2 separate regions of the Mus musculus genome follow, and region 2 is linked to region 1. A link is a loop called in an ENCODE intact Hi-C map of the cell type or tissue named here. Cell type or tissue: gastrocnemius. All regions are shown on one strand.

Region 1 (2,500 bases):
TTTGTTTTGGTCACAACAAACTGTGAAATGCTGTGTTTTTTTTTTCTTTCTTTCTTTCTATAGTTCTAAAGCATGAAATCTGCAATCTTTCCACTTGATTTAGGCAGGACCCTTAATTGCTGCCGTCATTAGCACCTAGTGTTCAAAACAGTCTGTTTAAATGTACTGTTAGTCTCACCTCCAAGTCCCTGCTTGCTTGGTTTTATTTTTTTTCAAGGATAAATAAAACAATAATCGTCATAATAACCACAGTCGTTATGTACAGAGAAATAAATAATATCCCAAGGTTTTGTTTTGTTTTGACTGCTTAGTTCTGTTCATTGAGGAATGGGTACTTTGATGAAATTTCCAGGAGGTAAAGGTGACTGACTGCCCCAGATCTTGACAACCTTGGTTCAAACTCAAGTACCCACCTTAGAGGACTCCACAAAGCTGTCTTCTGACTTCTAAGCGTGCGTGGGGTGTGGCACTAGGCACTTCTTCCCAATAAACAAATAAACGTAAGGAAAAAAAATTATTTGAGTTAAAGAGGGTCCTAGAGTTTGAGCAAGAGTTCACTAGCAGGGTCTTCTCTGGGCCTTGAAAACAAGCCACTCGTTTGCCTATTTCATTTCACATGGGTGGGGATGACAGCTGCTGGGAAGCTGCACTGTTTCTGCCTGGTCATGCACATTTCTGCAATATAATGCATAAATGTATAACAACAACTTGGGCTCGCTGGATACCTCGCTGGGCAGAAGGAAACACAGCCAGCCTGGCGCGTCCCCGCGCACTCGCGCGCGCGCACACACACATACACGCGCGCCGCGCGCTCACTTACACACACACACACACACACACACACACACACACACACACACACACACACACACACACACGGGTCAAAAGGTGATCCACTCCTAAGATTCCCCCCAATCTTTGTTTTCCCCCCTCTTCCTGGCAGGTCGGGGCTTCCCAGCCTGGGGAGCAGCTGGATTGGGGAAGGGGAGGGGGTGGGGGGGCAAGGGAGGCGGGAGTCAGGTCGGTGCGCGCCGCGCCCGCTCCCGCCAGGGGAGAGTCCGGGCCGGGTTTTGCACCGGGTCCCCGGGCTTGTCTCACGGCCTCCAGCCGCCGCCGCTGCCGTGTTTACTGAGCTCGCGCGTCCTGATATCACTCCGCTGGCATGGAGGAGGAGGAGGAGGTGGAGGAGCGCGAGGAGGAGGAGGAGGCGGCGGCGGCGGCGAGCAGTTGATCATTGTGATGGTGGCGGAGGCGGCGGCGGCAGCGGCAGCCTGGCCGAGCATTAGTGGCTGCTCTCCGCGCGGCGTTTCGCAAAGGACTCCAGCGATCTACTTTTGCAGTCGCCTCGGACTGTCCATGTGTTTACTTGCCCAGCCCGAGGACTCGATGTCTAGGCTCCTGTGAAATGCAACTGAGCAGCCAAAGTACTTTGAGAACACGGGGCGGCATAAACACCAAAACTTTTTTGTGGAAGGAAAATGCAATAAGCAAGCTCGCCGTTTTCCGATGCGGCGTGGAGTGAGTGTGTGTCGCGCGTGTCCGCACTGGAGGCACACGCTCGTGTGTGTACATGGGGTGTGTTTTTCGGTACGTAGGGAGAAAATGCTTGCCAACCACCGGAAACCTCCTGGAATTTATTAGAAAATAATGGATTATTAAAAGGAGGCAGGCGAGGAGCGGATCTCCCCTTGAGTTGCAAGCCGATCTGCTGCCGGCTCAGTTTGTTGGGATTCTATTTGTTGATAGGTGTCTGATGGTATTCTGATAACACCCCCTTTTTTTCTCCCCTCGATCTTTACAGTTTTTTTAAGGAAAAAAAACACCCCAAAATCTCTTCCCCCTTTTTTCACCCCGTGGGGATCGCTGTTTTTTCATCCATGTGCTTGCGTCTCCCCCGCGTTCCACTTAAACTATTTTAATCCTTGGACCCAAGGAGAAGGCTGATAGGGGGTGGATTAAAAAAAAAAGTTCTTCCAAAATAGTGTGCCCCGGGAGCAGGATGGGGGATTTCGCAGCCCCCGCTGCCGCCGCGAATGGTAGTAGTATCTGCATCAACAGCAGCCTGAGCAGCAGCCTCGGCGGGGCCGGGATCGGCGTGAATACTCCCAATAGCACTCCGGTTGCTCCGAGTGGCAATCACCCCGCTGCCGGCGGCTGCGGCGGCTCCGGGGGCCCCGGCGGCAGCTCGGCGGCCGTCCCCAAGCACAGCACGGTAGTCGAGCGGCTCCGCCAGCGCATCGAGGGCTGCCGGCGGCACCACGTCAACTGCGAGAACAGGTATCAGCAGGCTCAGGTGGAGCAGCTGGAGCTGGAGCGCCGGGACACCGTGAGCCTCTATCAGAGGACCCTGGAGCAGAGAGCCAAGAAATCGGGCGCCGGCAGCGGCAAGCAGCAGCACCCGAGTAAAACCCAGCAAGATGCGGAGGCTGCCTCAGCCGAGCAGAGGAACCATACGCTGATCATGGTGAGGGCTCACTGGGGTGCGCGTTGGGGTCGGGGG
Region 2 (2,500 bases), 74 kb before region 1:
AGGAAGACATTCAATGTTGATCTCTGGCCTTTATCCCTTCTCCTCAAATGTGTATACCCACACAAACACAGCCATAGAGAGACAAGAAACACACACACAGAGAGGGGAGAGAGAGAGAGAGAGAGAGAGAGAGAGAGAGAGAGAGAGAGAGAGAGAGAGATCTGATGTAGAGGAGTCCCCACGCAAGAGGAAGCCCCAGGCACTAGGAGGGAAGGGCCTGCCCCCTCGTCCTCCAAGGGTGTGGGCACTTCCTCGGGAGCCCCAGTGGTTGCCAAGAGCGGGCTGCTGCCTCCCTGGCACTCAGGGCACCAGGACGCTTGTTTGCAGAGCTGGCGGCCAGCAGCTTGGAGCAGCTGGTTGTAATTATGCACTGCAGCTTCAGAGGAAGTTTCTGGCTGGGAGAGCGTGTGCTGGGCCTGGCTGCACATTGGCTGCTGGGCTTCAGGGAACAAAGGAGCTAGAAACCAGTGGCAGCAGAGAACACTCCGAGGAGCAGGACCCGCGTGAAGGCAGGCAAAAAGAAAGGGTGAGAGACGATGCTAACCTGCTAACCGTGCATGAGAAAACCTGGGCACGAACTCCCAGGATCCTCACTCTTGTGCCCAGCAGCCCTGCATGCTGCTGTGGGAAGACTTTTTTTTTTTTTTTTTTAAAGCAGTACCTGGTGAAAGCTACATTTAGAGAAGTGTGCCTGGATGGCATATTGAATAGCACTCCTCTGCCGCTGGCGGCTCATCTAAATGGACTGAGTCTTGCTTGTAGCAGCTGGCCGTGAGGGAAAAAAAAACAAAAAAAAAACAAAAAAACCCAAAGAATGGGTGATGGAAAAGGCTAAACCCAGCAGCTAAACCTATGGGTTCCCGGTTGAATACCAGATCCAGCAGGGAAAAGTCAAGGGAATTGTGGATTCATTTACAAGTCCTCTTCTTCCTGGTTGGAGAAACACGGATTAATGTCTGACTCTCTATACTTTCCAAGATTTGTTTAGTGTTTACTGAGGAGAACACTGCAGGAAAATGAACCCCGAGACGGGGATGGGGACTGAGGGTAGGGTAGGGATGTCTTCCTGCTGCTTGAGCTGGAGACCCCCTGCCCCACACACTGGCCAGACTGTAGACAGCCACCCACCTTCACTTAGCCTTTCTGTGCACACAACTGTGGTATGTTCCGTGTTCTTTGGCCTTCCCAACAGTGTAGGGAGAATTGCGTGGGTTTTTTCCTGGCCCAGGGAATAATACGAAGGCTCAAAACCAGACAAGTGGACAAGCCTGCAGTTCCCGTGGCCTCTTGGTGACCCCACTACACTTGTACACCTCCTGATTTATGTTGCATTAAAGGGGCGGGTTTGGTACCTGTTATTGGGCACCCTCGATGTATAAAACTGACAGGCACACACAATGTCACGTTATTGGCTTGCCCTGGTAAATGAAGGAGCGATTCCATTACCTTTCCCCCTTGTCCACTGCCGAGCACAAAATTGCTTGAAATGCTATCAATCAGTAGGCGTGGATGCAGAGAAGTGCCCAGCCTATACGTGGGCATGACAGTCTTGCTCCCTAATGATTAATGAAAATAAATGACGACACCATTCTCTTTAGGACAACAGACCTGGCCTCAGCTTGGGTAGAGGGATTGTAGGAACAATTCAAAAGGATTTTCCAGGAAGATTCAACTGAGAGCTCTTTTTTTTTTTAATTCCTTTTTCTTTTCTTTCCTTCAATATAGGTCCTTGACTTTCTAAACACACACACACACACACACACACTCATTCACATATGCACTCACACACCATACAGTCTCTCTCTCTCTCTCTCTCTCTCTCTCTCTCTCTCTCACACACACACACACACACACACACTCATTCACATATGCACTCACACACCACACAGTCTCTCTCTCTCTCTCTCTCTCTCTCTCTCTCACATACACACACACACACACACACACACACACACACACACACACACTTGAGCAGGGCAGTTAACTTTGAGAATTATTCTACTCTATACAATAACCACTGGCCACTTGTGATAATTGAAGTAGAATGCAAAGAAATCAAGACCTCATTTCCTCAGTCAGACCAGCCACATTGAAGTTGCACACGAGCCTCCTGTGGTTGGTGGTTGGGGGCTACCATGTGGAATTATAGAAAGTCTCCATCATCAGAAAGTTCAACTCAGATGACTGTTTGCTCCGGTGTCTCCGGATTCCTCTCCACTTAGAACCCTCTACATATCATGTTTATAAAAGTGACTCTTTTTCTAAGATTGCAACTTCTGGGAAACTCACCAGCTTCTTCCCACTCCTCGGGGAAGTGCCCCAACTACTTGGCTGTTAGAACCTTCTAGAATGGTTAGCAAAACAATGTTGCATAGTAACCCTGAAGGAAAAGTCAACTGGACCAGTCTCAGGCTAGTGATTCCAACCTGTTTCCTTAGATAATTTCCCTAGACAGTTCTTTTAAAATATTTTTCATATTTTCTTGAGTGTGTGTAAGAAG

Evidence for each region. Hi-C counts contacts between places; a loop is a spot of excess contacts. Peaks named below come from ENCODE experiments on the same cell type or tissue, not always from the same donor. Only the 100,000 strongest peaks of a DNase experiment are listed, where the experiment ranks them.
Region 2: a loop joins it to region 1, with 2.6 times the contacts of the local background. A loop is called at or near these places in 12 of 42 quality-filtered maps.

Annotation. Positions count from the first base shown.
Region 1 is chr3:52,103,643-52,106,142 of GRCm38, reverse strand. It overlaps Maml3 (mastermind like transcriptional coactivator 3), which reads left to right and starts at 1,137. Exons shown (of 5, transcript NM_001004176.2): 1 at 1,137-2,464. The coding sequence starts at 2,000. In gastrocnemius, no CTCF peak of the experiment used is centred here; DNase peaks (open chromatin) are centred at 819, 1,115 and 2,283; H3K4me3 peaks cover 1,994 bases; H3K27ac peaks cover 1,927 bases.
Region 2 is chr3:52,177,756-52,180,255 of GRCm38, reverse strand. Gm30074 (a long non-coding RNA gene) reads left to right here and starts at 168. Exons shown (of 3, transcript XR_867257.3): 1 at 168-526. In gastrocnemius, no CTCF peak of the experiment used is centred here; DNase peaks (open chromatin) are centred at 303 and 1,123; H3K4me3 peaks cover 728 bases; H3K27ac peaks cover 1,516 bases.